3 separate regions of the Homo sapiens genome follow, and all the other regions are linked to region 3. The links are chromatin contacts, found by Hi-C or POLR2A ChIA-PET in ENCODE. All regions are on one chromosome and are shown on one strand. Each heading gives the region's core, a stretch centred on a gene start or an enhancer-like site at or near the end of the contact. The rest is flanking DNA. Distances are from core to core; before and after follow the strand shown. Region 1 holds the start of ZNF33A (zinc finger protein 33A). Region 2 holds the start of ZNF37A (zinc finger protein 37A). Region 3 holds the start of BMS1 (BMS1 ribosome biogenesis factor).

Region 1 (4,750 bases), core at 1,793-4,292, 4.8 Mb before region 3:
TCCTTAGACTGGGATTTACACCATTGGCTTCCCTGGTTCTCAGGCCTCTGGACTCATACCAGAATTACACCACCAGCATTCCTGGATCTCTAGCTTGCAAATGACAGACTGTGGGACTTCTTAGCCTCCATAATCATGTGAACCAATTTCTCACCACCAATGTCTCTTTCTGCCTTACTCCCTCCTATTGGTTCTGTTTCTCTTGAGAATCATGACTAATACACTGGGAATAAACATTTCCCCAAGCCCATACCATAGGTGTATATTAGTGTTTTTTTCAATCTTTTCAAATCTTAAATTTAAAAATATTTTATTTATTTATAATTTCCCCCAGTTGGAAACAACTAGCATATCCCTGGACTGGGGAATGGATAAGGAAACTGGTAAATCCGTACCAAGAAATAGGAGTCAGCAATGTCAGAGATGATAAATTCTTCTTCAAAAAGCTTAAGTTCCCTGTTCTTTGTTGCTTAAGACCAACTTCCTTGTACTTCCTTGTCTCCTAGCTACCTGTTCTGTAAACAACCTTCCTGCCTTTGCTGTGCACAGACAAGTCCAGATATGACTTCCCACCTTTGCCGTGCCCAGACAAGTCCAGATATGCCTTCCCACCTAGTAATGGACAGTCCTCCTTCCTTCCCGCCTAATAGACCCTATTCAATTTTAAACCTTAGCCAATAGAGTTAGCTTAGACTGTGAGGTCCAACCCCAGCCAATGGGGAAGGGACACAGAAGTGCTAGGAACTGTATCAGGGATAAAATCCCCTGCCCTACCCCTCTCAGTGTACTCTTGTGATCGTGACTGGCACAAGCTGCACCCTTCTGCAGAAGTAAATTTGCCTTGCTGAGGAATTTTCTGCCTACGCGCTGGTTTTCTCTGTGGCACCGGGCACTTGTTTCTAACAGCAGGAAAAGCAAACAGAGGTATTGGTACACAAAACAACACAGAAGGATCTCAATTGCATTGTGTTAAGAGATACCAGATTCAACAACTACATACTGTGTGATTCCATTTATATAATATCCTAAAAAAGGCAAACATATAGGCCCAAAGAATAGATAGCGGTTGCAAGAGGCTAAGAGTGGTGAGAGAATCTGACTTTAAAAAGGTAGCATGGAGGAATTTTATTGACAGAGATGAAACAATTTTGTGTCTTGCTTGTAGTGGTGGTTACACAAATCTATGCATTGTCAAAACTCATAAAATTATGCATCAAATAAAGAACTTTTCAGTATATAAAGCATAAATTAAAAAATGTAAATTTCAATAAATGTTTCACGTATTTTTACTCAAATATTTGCATTTCTTTCTTTTTTTTTTTTTTTGAGACGCAGTGTCGCTCTGTCACCAGGTTGGAGTGCAGTAGCGCAATCTTGGCTCACTGCAACCTCCCCATCCTGGGTTCAAACGATTCTCCTGCCTCAGCCTCCTGAGTAGCTGAGACTACAGGTGTGCACCACAACGCCCCACCTAATTTTTGTATTTTTAGTACAGAAGGGGTTTCACCATGTTGGGCAGGATAGTCTCGATCTCTTGACCTCATGATCTACCCGCCTCAGCCTCCCAAAATGCTGGGATTACAGGCGTGAGCCACCACGCCTGGCCATATTTGCATTACTTTCAATTCTCATAATGGACTTAAAAAGTTTTGCTGGAATGGAGTTGCTTATTTTTCTCTATTATAAAATGTGACTGATATTAAATTTATAGTTTCTGTCTTTGGCATCACATCCCTTGTTGTTTTTTTTGAGACAAGGTCTCACTTTGTCACCCATGCTGGAGTGCAGTGGTGCCATGATGGCTTACTGCAGCCCGGGGCTCAAGTGATCCTCCAACCTCAGCCTCCTGAGTAGCTGGGATCACAGGTGCCTGCCTACATGCCAGGCTAATTGTTATTTTTAGTTTTTTGTAGAGATGGGGGTCCCACTATAGTGCCCAGGCTGGTCTTGAACTCCAAGGATCAAGTGGTCCTCCTGCCTCCGCCTCCCAAAGTGCTGGGGTTACAGGTGTGGGCCACTGTGCCTGGTCCACTTGTCAATTTTCAAAAATTTTTACTCTTTTAGTGGTTTAAATGTTTAAGTATTGTATACATGTGAGATTTTATCATGTGTGATCTATGTATATCTCTACATTCCAAATTGCTCGGAATGACATGCTCTTTGGAATACTCCATTCTTTCCCTCACTGTTTTGAAATGCTGTATCTACTACACATTAAAGAATACTCTTAAGCTGTCTTATTTCCATGGAGCAGGTGCCAAACTACTTTGAATAGAGCAATATTATATAGATAGATGTAGATAGATACAGATATTCCTTAGGCATTTTTTTCCTGCTTTTTAAAATGTATACTGGCTGTTCATTTGGGTTTTTACTTATTCTAGATAAAGTTGAGAATGCTTTTGTGAAGTACAGAATACACTAAAGATCAAAGAGAAAAAATACATAACAAAAATTTGTTGATATTCTTTTAGGAATTTTGTCTTCCTAAGAAAGGTACAGATAGACTAAAAGTATTTCCATTTAGTCAAGCAATTTTAATGTCACAGAGGAAATCATACGTGACATTTATTTTCTTCTTTCAGATTATGTCTAGTTCCTTACTGAGCTACAATTTCCGTTTATTGCTTTAACCATTTTGATGAAGTAGCTTTCCGGCCGCACCTTCCCCTTTTTTCCCCCGCTCCCAAAGAACCGCTGATAGCATGAAAGTCTTTTAAACTGTATGGACGAGATCTATTTCCTAACATTTAAACGGAAAATGACACGCAGCGGTCCTTTCCTTGAGCGTCTGCGTCTAAACTGCCCACAGACCTCCCCCGCAGTATATCCCTTTGGAGTGCCCCGGGGAAAGCCAGGGCTGCAGGCAGTTCCAGCACCAACTCAGACCGCATCTGCCCACTGCCTAGCGGGGCACTTCTCTACCAATCCGAAGGGCTGCTCGCCCGGCCTCACGGGAAAGGTAGTTTCCAGGTAGGGCGCCAACAGCATCAAGCTGTGCGCGTGGGCTCTGCGCATGCCTCGTCCGCCGGCTACGTCTGCGTTTCCGCCTTTCCTTTTGTTTTTCTCAGGTTTTGCGTGGGAGGCGGTCCCGGGATTTCAAGGGTCTACGCGCTTTTCTATGGCGAATGCAACCCGACGAGGGAGTGGGGTAAGCCCCAGTGGGTTGGGCAGGGAGAGAGAGGGAGCCCCGCGCGACTCCTGGGGCGGGCGGCAGGGGGCCGGTACCAAGTGGTGGGGAGGAGGCCCGGGGACCTCATAGGGGAAGGCGGGGACGGCGGGGCTGCAGCGTGTGGGCCACGACGCTAGGCCGGTTCCTCAAAGGCGCGGCCTCTGTACGGAGCAGGGTACGCAGCGTGTGTCGCCCCATTTGTGGGGGCCGCGGAGGAGGGCATGTGCGCTTGCGCAGTCCGCGCGCTGAGCCTTGCGGGAGGGGCAGTTCTCTTGTCTAGCCTGTGCGCGTGTGCTAGGGCGCCGCGGTACGTGGGCGGGGAAAGGCGGGTGCAGTCGCCCGCCAGACCGGCAGACTCGGTTGCACGTATTGCATTCATCCTCTTTAGGTTCCGAACTGACCTCCAGTCAGGTCCATCACTGCATCTTGGTATTTGCTGTTCCTCTGTCCTGACTTGATCTTGCACTCAGGAAAGATCTTCAAGAATTACCTAATTTTGGCCTGGCGCGGTGGCTCTCGCCTGTAATCCCAGCACTTTGGGAGGCCGAGGCGGGTGGATCACCTGAGGTCAGAAATTCGAGACCAGCCTGACCAACATGGTGAAACCCCGTCTCTACTAAAAATACGAAAAGTAGCCGGGCGTGGTGGCGCATGCCTGTAATCCCAGCTACTGAGGCGGAAAATTGCTTGAACCCGGGAGGCGGAGGTTACAGGTAGCCAAGATCGCACTATTGCACTCCAGACTGGGCAACAAGAGCGAAACTCCGTCTCAAAAAAAAACAAAAACAAAGAATTACCTAATTTTGCCTCATTTGTTAGAAGAAAAAGATTTTTTTTGTTTTTTTGTTTGTTAAGGTCACTGACTTGTTCAGGATCACAGTTAGTAGGGAAGACTAAGTCACATCTCCTGACCCCTAAGCCAGTACTGTCTACTTTTCCACACACATCAAAGCAAGTTTAAAATATCCCTTTGAGAAATAGCAACAAAGTTAGATGAAGAAATTAAAACTGATTTTTTCTTTGAAGCACTGCCGCTTATGGCTTTCTGTGGAGTCACTCACCAGAGGTTAAGTAACATTACTGGGAAAATAGATAGCTTAGTCCTATTTTTTACAATGGTTTTAGTGTTAATGTTCCTTCATTAAATATATTGTTAACTTGTTTGGCCAATATTGTCATTATACTTTTTTTTGTGAACACCGAGGGAGATTGAAATCCTTAGGAAGCAAATATTTACTTTCACCCGGTAAAAAATCTTGTGCCCAAGAGCTACATAATTATGTTGGAGTTATTCTTTCACCATTTCTACCGCCTATTCCGAAGTGTTCTTCCACCATTTCTACCCCCTATTCCAAAGTGTCAGAGGACATTGATACTCTCCCAGAGGAAGCATTTTACCTAGTGGGTGTGTATGGCTTCTTAGGGCGGAAGAATCCAGGAGTTGCCAGGCAGGCCAAATCTTTCATGACCCCATTCCTCTTTTTCTAACTCAGCTGTATCTTCAGAGTTGTCTCCGTCTTTCCAAGAACAGAACAAAATGAACAAGGTAAGTTGTTTATTAATTCCCTACTTTATTTT
Region 2 (4,919 bases), core at 571-3,070, 4.7 Mb before region 3:
GAGATCCAGTCTAAAAAAAAAAAAAAAAAGAAATAATGGAATATTCACAAGTGTCAAGACTGTTTCTTAAAATGCAAAAGCATTAGGCTGGGTGCAGTGGCTCATGCCTGTAATCCCAGCACTTTGGGAGGCCGAAGCGGGCGGATCACGAGGTCAGGAGTTCGAGACCAGCCTGGCCAACACAGTGAAACCCGATCTCTACTAAAATTACAAAAATTAGCCGGGTGTGGTGGCACAAGCCTGTAGTCCCAGCTACTTGGGACGCTGAGGCAGGAGAGTCGCTTGAACCCAGGAGGCGGAGGTTGCGGTGAGCCGAGATCATGTCACTGCACTCCAGCCTGGGTTACAGAGCCAGACTCCATCTCAAAAAAAAAAAAAAAAAAAAAAAACATTATGAGCAGGAAAATAAATTGTGTCTCGAAGTGATAATCATTGTTGTACTTACCATGACTGTCTTCTGAAATGCATCTCAACCCTTGAATAATTTGATTCTTTTACATGGATGGTACTAAATGCTTTTCCAGCATGGGAACAAGTGGGATTATCATCAGTGGTGGTAAAGAAGGGAATAGAAATGGAGAAAAATGCTTCTTTTTTGGTCAGTGGACATTTATTTTTTATTTTTATTTTAACTTAAACTTCAATAGCTTTTGGAGTACAAGTGGTTTTTGGTTATGGATGAATTATAAAGTGGTGGATTCTGAGATTTTAGTGCACCTGTCACCTGAGTAGTGTACACTGTACCTAATGTATAGTTTTTTTTTTTTCATTTTTGAGATGGAGTTTTGCTCTTGTTGCCCAAGCTGAAGTGCAATGGCGCGATTTCAGCTCACTACAACCTCCACCTCTCGAGTTCAAGGGATTCCCCTGCCTCAGCCTCCCAAATAGCTGGGACTGCAGGTGTGTGCCACCACGCCCAGCTAATTTTGTAGTTTTAGTGGAGACGGGGTTTCACCGTGTTACCTAGGCTGGTCTTGAACTCCTGACTTCGTGATCCACCCGCCTCCGCCTCCCAAAGTGCTGAGACTACAGGCGTGAGCCACCGCGCCTGGCCATGTGTAGTTTTTTTAACCTCCGGCCTCCTTCCTACCAGCCCCTTCTGAGTCTCTAAAGTCCATTATATCACTCTGTATGCCTCTGCGTACTCATAGCTTAGCTCCCACTTATAAGTGAGAACCTACGGTTTTTGGTTTTCCACTCCTGTATTACCTCTGCCTGTGAACTTTAAAAAGTTATCGTGATCAAGAGATCCTGCATACTCCTGAAGAATGGAAAATGCATGTTTGCCATGCAAGATGGTATTACGTGGTTTAACAAATAAAATTTGAAGAGCAATTCCGAGTTATCTTTACGACAGCTTACAGGCTGGTAATGCTCATGTCCAGCGTGTTTTCTCACGGTTAGCGTCCAATGGACCAGAAAGGAGCAAGTGAAGCTCTCCACACTGGCGCAAGTGTAGGTGGTGCTGCGGCAGCGTCGCGGGGCCACAGGAACCGACCTCGTCTGGAGAAATTCCACTCGTGAATTCTGCCAAATGAGGAAGTGTTGAGGACGGCCAAATCATCAGGGGGATGTAATTCATGAGAAAGCTGTGTAATTTAAATACTCATAATTTATTTCAGCTAACGAATAAAACTGCAGTACTGCACTTGCCGCATCTGGGAACTAACTGCCCAATGCGGCTGAAACCTCATGCCCTTTCAAAAGGAGTGGCGCGAGGGCTTGTGGGAAATGTAGTCTGCACTTTCTAAGGGAGCGGCGCGAGGGCTTGTGGGAAATGAAGCGTGCACTTTCTAAGGGAGCGGCGCGAGGACTTGTGGGAGATGTAGTGTGCACTTTTCGGCCCCCGTCGCGGGAGCCGCTTCGGGCCTTCTGGGCATGTCTGCCATATGGCTCCAGGTTTGTTTTTCTCCCCGGCACTCTGACGGGGAGGGCTCCCGGCATCTCCTGGCGTCCGGGTAGAGGACGCGGAGGGTGAGTAAGGGAGGGCAGGGGCGAGGGTGGACTGGGGGTTCCGCGCGGCCTGGGGGTGGGAGAGAGGGAACGCCTTTGCCGCCTGGCCTGGGTCCGAATCCTGCCTCGGTTCTTGTGCTCCCAAAGGGAATGCGCAAGTCCCGCGCCTGTGACAAGTGAGGTTGGATTTTCTCTTCCCTGAGGTGAAGGATGCCCGGAGGCCTCCGCAGGACGGCGCAGAAACGGGCCTTCTGCCCAATAGATGCGCGCTTCTCTCATTCTTTCCCCTCAGAATCTCGCTGTCCTCACAACCACCTGTGGTCGGCGTCGCCGCGGTGTCACTGCGATGCCGAGGCGAATGGGGTGGGGGGAAGCGCCCGCGGGGCGGGGAGGGACCCTGCAGGCGCGGACTCCACACCCAGCCTCTGGCCAGCGTCACTCGGCTTGCTGTGTCCTCGCAGGTCGCAGCTTCATTGCCTGATGTCTTCGGGAAGTATTTTGAAGTCATCGTGGCTGTGGATTGGGGAATTTCTTGTTTCCACTGACCTGTGAGGCCGCGCACGCGGAGGGAGGCACCCCAGGCCCTCCGGCACTGTCCAGCCTCGCCTGTGTCCCCATTAGCACCAGTGGGCATTTTCAGAGGGTCCAGCTCATGGCTCAAGTGACAGGAAGATGTAGGAGCTTTCTGTCTTGAATGAGGATTCGAACCAAAGGGCTTAGGCCCAGCTGTCTTGGAGCAAAGCAGCTGTTGTGGGGTAAGAAGGGAAGGGTGGGGGGCGAGGGCCCAGGGGCCCTCCTAGGAGGACACCCAACCCGTTGGGCTGACACCTCACTAGAGATCTAGAGCACGGGTGGGAGGAGCAGAGGCTCGATTTGTGTCCTTTCCAGACCCCCACAGGCTGGGAGCTTTGTGCCCATTCAGATGTGGGGGCAGAAGAGGGCAAGGCCGAAGGAGCAGACAGCACCGCTTCTTGGGGAGTTGTGAAGGCATCATGCGGAGGGAAGAGCTTAGCAGCCAAGTGGAGGACAGCACCCTCCATGCCTGGATTCGTTACTCGCTCGTTCTAGATGCTGAGCTGCTGGCGCACTGCAGCACAACTAGAGATGTACGGATGCCCCCATCTTGATCTTACAGAATCAGAGGTACAGCCGCGAGAAAGGTCTGTAAGTTATCTATTTACGCTTTATTTAAAAGATGGGATGGGGTGGGGTGGACAGGAAACGAGCTTAACGTGTTAAGTTACTGATGACATTGACACATTTTGTTGTGGCAGAGTCAAGAACAGACAGAGTCGCTTGAGGACTCAGGAGGGTGTTTGCTGCGTTGACAACAGAGTAAGTAAAAATCAGTTTGCTTTTTTAAATCCAAAGATTGTTTTGAGAACCTCAAATCAAGTTAGAGCAAGTTCGTTTTCCTTCCAAAAAAACTGGGCTGGGCTGGGCACGGTGGTTCACGCCAGTAATCCCAGCACTTTGGGAGGCTGAGGGGGGTGGATCAAGAGGTCAGGAGTTCGAGACCAGCCTGGCCAACATGGTGAAACCCCGTCTCTACTAAAAATGCAAAAAATTAGCCGGGTGTGGTGGTGCGCACCTGTAGTCCCAGCGACTTGGGAGGCTGAGGCAGGAGGTTGCGGTGAGTCGAGATCATGCCATCGCACTCCAGCCTGGGCAACAAACAGGGCAGGACTCTGTCTCAAAAAAGCAAACAAACAAACAAAAAAAACTGGGCTGAAAAATACCACATCGCTTTTTTCAAAACCTTGTTGGGATTCTCTGGTTTGTAATAAAGATTAAAACCTGAGTATTTTTGTTTAGCATCAGTTTTAATGAAAGTATTATGTTCCACTCTTTGGCTTTTCCTAACTTGCTTAATTAGTTTAATATATCGGTTTGCATACTCTGTTAGAGTACAGCATAAATTGTTTTTAAGTCAGTAGAAAACAAACGTTTTTACATTTGAAAACTAATGAGTCCAAGCAGTACATAATCATGCCAGAGTCATGCATGGGCGTGTGAGTATCTCCCTTTCAGAGATGTTTTGCCGGCTGCGAAGTGGACCTTTTAAGGCAAGTGACATCACTCATGATCTTTTCTTATTTCTCAGCTACACCCTCACAGTTTGCTCTGCTCTTCCAACACCAGTGGAAGATGATCACATCCCAGGTAAGTTGTTTATTTTTTCACCGTTTTGCTTAAAAGTAATTATTGAGGTTTAAAAAATGTCTATACATTCATATGAAAGTAGAAATAACATCAGGGAAAATATAGAGGAGAGGTCACATTACATTTCATGGGTCAAATGCAGCCTGCCGCATGTTTTTTTATGGTCCACAAACGAAGGATGGTTTTTATATTTTTAGGTGGCTGAGGGAAAAAAAACAAGAATTATATGAAATTCAGATTTCATTATATATAAAGTTTTATTGGGACTCAGCTATACTCATGTATTTATGTGTTGTCTGTTGGTACTTTCATACTATGAGGGCAGAGTTGACTGGTTGCAGCAGAGACTGTAATGGCCCACAAGCCTAAAATATTTACTGTGAGACCCTTTACAGAAAATGTTTGCTGATTTCTGATAAAGAGTTGATGAAGAGTAAAACAAAAATGTCATGTAAGTGAATGCAGATCTTGTGATCTCACAGAGTTGTGAAACTGGAACATAAAACAGTTTGTCAATGGGCTTTATTAGGTGACACTGTGAAACTTCTGATGACAATCTTGCAGTTACATGAAAAAGTAGTACAACGAAGTGAATAATTCATGTGCAGTCCAGGGGAAAACTTAAGCGATATCAAGAGAAAGTATGTGATTAAAAAATTCAAATAGGCCGGGCTAGGTGGCTCATGCCTATAATCCCAACACTTTGGGAGGGCGAGGTGGGTGGATCATGAGGTCAGGAGTCCGAGACCAGCCTGACCAACATGGTGAAACCCCGTCTCTACTAAAAATACAAAAATTAGCTT
Region 3 (4,979 bases), core at 221-2,720:
GTTGCAGTCCTTGGACCTGACAAGGTCTAAGGTCTGATCATGGAGGGAGGGGGAAGCTGAGGTAGGGCAGAGGACAGGAGTGGGCTTCATGAGACCAAAAGGATGTTGGAAGGATTATCTACCTGGATACTGAAATCTTCAAGAAGTAAGAGGTGTAGTGTGAAGAAGTTACAACACTCTAAGCTCTTCAGGGATAAGGGAAGCATGTGCCACGTGGGTAGCCTCCCAAGTCCAGCACCCAGTATCTAGAATATGCAGAGTGAATACCTGGGGGCTGCTGAGGGCAAGAACAAGGTGCCTGTGAGAAGACCTGACGCCTGGGGTTCTCGTGACAGGAGTGGGCCTAGTTTTTGGTGTAGAATTGAGCCTTGAATGCACCAGCGGGATCATATTGAAAAGAAACCCTCCAAGACTAAAGGAAGATGCATCCTCTGACAATGTACGCTCTGTAGGCTCCCAAGTAGCTGGGCTGGGGATTAGATGGACTCCAAGGCATTTCCTCAGGTGGCAATGGGCGGATCCCTGGGAAGGTAAAGCTGTGCAGTAAGAAAACGGCAAGATGCTACGTTCACTCAGGTAAAGCCCCTTTCCCGGGTTTAGGGAGGGCGAGGCAGTTTAGGCTGGGTCAGTTTGTCCCTGCCCTCACGGTTTGTTGGTCCTGGCAAAAGAGGGCCTTATGTTATTTATTTTTCTTAGAGACAGTGTCTTGCTCTGTTGCCCAGGCTGAAGTCCAGTGGCTCATCTCAGTTCACTGCAGACTCCGCCTCCTGGGATCAAGCGATCCTCCCACCTCAGCCTCCAGAGTAGCTGGGACCACAAGCACCACAGGCGCCCGGCACGATGCCGGCTAATTTTTTTTTTTTTTTTTTTTAAGAGAGAGAGGTAGGCTCCCTATGTTGCCCAGGCTTGTCTTGAATTCCTGGGCTCAAGCAATCCTCCCTCCTCGGCTTCCCAAAGTGTAGGGATTACAGGCGTGAGCCACTGCGCCCTGCCAAAAGAGGGCTTTAGGGCACCCCAGAACGCGAGATCCCCCTCATCTGTAATCTTTAAAGAGGAGGAAGTGTACTCCAAATCAAGCGATAGTCCATTCGTCCTTGGCACGGTGACTGCCGGGAGGCCAGGACCAAATGTGTCTCCTTCCGGCTTTTGCACCACACTAACTAACCGGCGCCAGGCCGCAGAGCCGCCCTGGCCTTCGGCGAGAACTCAGGCGAGCGCGGCGCACGCTGCTCCGGAGTCCCACCGCGGAAGTTGAGGCCGCGGATTCCGAGGGCGGGGTGGAGAGGAATCTGGAAGGACCTGGACCCGGTGGAACGCACTGCGCGGACGGCGCCTGCGTCCGCACTCAGCTGTTCAGCCCTCTTTCTTCAGGCTCTCCCCTGAAAGCCGTCCCCATGCCGGTCTCTTTTTTCTGCCTTCTTGTTTCCCTCCGGCGAGTCAGCGCGACTGTGAATTTCCGTTTCCGGCGGTGTCCATGCTGACCTGAGGAGTCGCGGCTGCGAGCAGGTTCGGTGCTGCGGGTTGGGGTAGGCGGCGGTGGGGTCCCTGGTTCTGGGGCACTGGGAAGATCGCGAGTCGTGCGTGTGGGAAGGTCCTCCCCCGGTCCTCCGGGTCATCTTTGCTCCCGAGGAGCGGCATATTTCTCATCTGGCGGAGGTGTCCTGGGGTAGTTGGGTGAGTGACGTGATGAATCCCTGCAGAGAGCCCAGACGGGGAGGGAAGGTGGCTGGGCGACGTCGTTTCCTGGCGACGTGGTCCCGGTAGGAGACTTAGACCTGAGCTGGATCTGTTGACCCCAAATTGTGCTTTTCCCACCAAGAAGAAAGACAGGGAGAGAAACATTAGTACAAGTGCTGAACTAAAATATAGCAGAGAAGAAACATAATCTCTGAAATCACACAGCTATTCGGTTTCAAAGCGTTCCTAGCGCCCAGCTCTCCTAACTCCTGGCCAGTGTTCTTGACATTATGGTAATACATAAAGACTTTGTTTCCGCTGGTGTGTGTCTGTGGGAAGCCTCTGACTCACCTCCGTGCTCCAGTAGCACCCTGTGCAGCCTTCCAATGTCGCCCTTATTGCGTGGCGCGGAAGATAATAGTTTGGATTTCCTCTGCAAGTCAGATAATAGCTGTATCCACTTACTGGCACAGTGCCTAGCACATCGTAGACAGACACAAATATTTATTCAACGGAATGAATACAGTACCTTAATTGAATGAAATGGCATCCTGCTCCGCTTTTTTTTTTTAATCAAGCTGTCAGATTTTATGCAGCCCGATTTCCTAAAATAACTCACTAATTCAGTGATTGCCAATTTATTAGCCACAGATTCCCAGGTAACTCAGAAATCACTGGAAGGGTCTCTGTAAGTTCATGGGGTCTCCAGGTGTCATCTAGAACCAGTCCTATCTCACACGTACAGCTATTTCTATTTTTCAAATGTATGTAGATAAGTTGTAATTTAGGAGTTTTACAGAGTCAACAGGTACTAAAAGTAATACTGCGATCATATTGGAGGTTCATAAAAACGTTTCACATTTTTTTATTAAAATTTAAGTTTTAGTTTAAGTTAGGAAACCACTTCATCAGTCCAGTTGATACCTGGGTCTGAGCTGTCCAGTATGGTAGCCACATGTGACTATTTGGAGTTAGAATGAAATTAATTAAAAACTCATTTTTTCAGTTTCCCTAAGTATATTGTAAGTAACCACATGTGGCTAATGGCTAAATGGCTGAAAAGTACAGATATAGTATATTTCTATCCTTGCAGAAATAGATACTGCTGATGTTGACACTTAAGATGAATAAAAAGTAACTTAACCATAAAATGTAATCTTAAGAGAGGTAACTCATCTAATTTATAGCATAACAGAGAGAAATGAAATTGGGGATGGTTAAGCAGTTTCTACCCTTGTTCAGTGAACAAATACATCATCTCTTCATAAAGAAATAAATGAAATTTACTGTTTTTCCCTGGGTATTGCCTGGATTGTAAAATGCTTCTCCCATCTCCTTACCCCAACCTTCTTCCTTGTAGGTTAGAGTTACTTGTTATTGGTAAATAGCCACTATGGAGGCTAAGGACCAGAAGAAACACAGAAAGAAAAACAGTGGACCCAAAGCTGCAAAGAAAAAGAAGCGGCTTCTGCAGGATCTCCAGCTAGGAGACGAAGAAGATGCCCGGAAGAGAAATCCCAAAGCTTTTGCAGTTCAGTCTGCTGTGCGGATGGCTCGATCCTTTCACAGGTATGTTAGGCTACGGTCTGGTCATTCTTCCATTGATTCTTTTTTTAAATAGTAGGAGCCTCTCACAGGTGACATTTGGATTCACGAGTCTAGTCCAGCTCCAAAGGACATGGAGATTCATGGTGTGTGGCTTTCACTAAAACGTGAGAAGCTTTTCCCATAGAAGCTGCCTTGCCTCCAGCATCTGCATACTGGTTAGTGTTTATTGCCCAGGATACAAGAATTTATAGACTTTGTTTGTTCCTAAATTTTAAACTGTTTCTATGGTGATAAGTGTGCTTTTTCCCCCCAGGTATGTTTTACATAGTTGTAATATAAAATACAAAAATTACAATATTTAATACTAACATAGCTTTATTTAGTGAGCCCTTGTGATATGCCTAGCAGTGTACTTTAAACATTATTCAACTAAATCCTTCCAGCAGCCTTACCAGAGTAGGAATCATTCTTGCCCTCATTTTATGGGTAAGAAAACTGAGATCAAGAAAACAAGTTACCTCCAATCATATAACCAGTAAGTAGGAGAGCTAAATGTAACTCCAGCGCCTCTGCTCTTATCTGCTATGATGTACTGCCTCGCTATTTACCTTTTGGTTTTTTAAAAAACTATTAAAATCACTCTTAAAACAGTCAGATTTAAGGAGTGTTTAATTTTCGCTCTCTATAGTATTGAAGTCATCTTGTTACATCTTTATTGAACAGCAATTATTTGGATGGGGCCAGAAGTTAGCAAGTTAATAATTGACAAGTTAATTATATTTATATATTGTCTGTTGTACTCTCTATAAAATGTGCTAAAGTACTCATAGCTATAAGTGTACCAAAAAAGTCTACTTATAAGGTTGATACCTTTTACTCTATTTTGAAAATGAGTTTACTATTTATTTATTTGTTTATTTTTTAATGAATAGGACTCAGGATTTGAAGACAAAAAAGCATCATATTCCAGTGGTTGATCGAACTCCACTAGAGCCCCCACCAATAGTGGTAGTGGTGATGGGACCTCCAAAAGTTGGAAAGAGCACTTTGATACAATGCCTCATTCGGAACTTTACCCGGCAGAAGTTGACTGAGATCAGAGGCCCTGTGACGATTGTGTCAGGTAGGAGATGCCACCACAGACACAGAGTTGGCGTGGCTGTTGTCATCTGAGGGACATGCATGCGTTTGTTGTTTTCTTGAGTGGAACATGTTAAATATTGTCATATCATGGGACTTCTCTTATACTTAGTATTACTAAGTTGGCTATAGCTTCAGAAAAGGGTAAGTTCCCAGAGATAAGGATGTGATAATGTTCACATTTCCTCCCAGCACTCTGGGAGGTTCCAAGGCAGGAAGATACTCGAACCCAGCACTCGGGCTGGAAAATCAAGCTTTGCTGCTCGATTGCGACACCAGCCACAGTCCTCTTCCTCCGTGTAGAAGGATGTGTGGTCCAGCCTCTTAAGGTGATGCTTTCCTTTTCTTCCTGGTTTCCTCCTCCATTTTTTGTATGAGAAATGATAATGTTCACTATGTCTTATCCTGACTGCTCTTTGGCTTTGCCAAACATGTTCCTTGGAAGGGCCTAGCAGGCCTAGTCACCGTGAACACATCATTTAACAGATAGCACGCACCTCCTATGTGCCAGGTGCATATGCTTGCCTTATGAAGCCACATTCTGGTGGAAGTGCGAGTTTTCTCTTTTTCCTGTGAGAATTGTCTGCTTTGGGAGATGGTGACCTTTCCGAGTT

Evidence for each region. Hi-C counts contacts between places; a loop is a spot of excess contacts on that map. ChIA-PET counts read pairs that join two places held with the same protein, here RNA polymerase II (POLR2A). Pooled maps may share reads with other maps.
Region 1: a loop to region 3 is called in a map of CD8-positive, alpha-beta T cell, with 31 times the contacts of the local background. The contact joins the promoter of ZNF33A here to the promoter of BMS1 in region 3. A Hi-C loop is called at or near these places in 3 of 168 maps with a recorded cell type or tissue (CD8-positive, alpha-beta T cell and naive thymus-derived CD4-positive, alpha-beta T cell), 1 of 37 single-sample maps with no recorded cell type and 12 of 50 pooled maps. POLR2A ChIA-PET finds 5 or more read pairs at or near these places in 1 of 52 experiments (activated CD4-positive, alpha-beta T cell).
Region 2: a map of CD4-positive, alpha-beta T cell shows a loop between it and region 3 (10-fold over the local background). The contact joins the promoter of ZNF37A here to the promoter of BMS1 in region 3. A Hi-C loop is called at or near these places in 5 of 168 maps with a recorded cell type or tissue (CD4-positive, alpha-beta T cell, CD4-positive, alpha-beta memory T cell, CD8-positive, alpha-beta T cell and 1 more) and 12 of 50 pooled maps.

What each region holds. Positions count from the first base shown.
Region 1 is chr10:38,007,633-38,012,382 of GRCh38, forward strand. ZNF33A (zinc finger protein 33A) reads left to right here and starts at 3,043. Exons shown (of 5, transcript NM_006954.2): 1 at 3,043-3,151; 2 at 4,666-4,718. The coding sequence starts at 4,710. RefSeq lists an enhancer at 3,566-3,745.
Region 2 is chr10:38,092,517-38,097,435 of GRCh38, forward strand. ZNF37A (zinc finger protein 37A) reads left to right here and starts at 1,821. Exons shown (of 8, transcript NM_001324250.3): 1 at 1,821-1,974; 2 at 2,415-2,708; 3 at 3,022-3,113; 4 at 3,228-3,288; 5 at 4,058-4,116. The coding sequence starts at 4,102. RefSeq lists an enhancer at 1,775-1,964.
Region 3 is chr10:42,781,325-42,786,303 of GRCh38, forward strand. It overlaps BMS1 (BMS1 ribosome biogenesis factor), which reads left to right and starts at 1,471. Exons shown (of 23, transcript NM_014753.4): 1 at 1,471-1,506; 2 at 3,038-3,246; 3 at 4,158-4,348. The coding sequence starts at 3,071. RefSeq lists an enhancer at 1,302-1,651.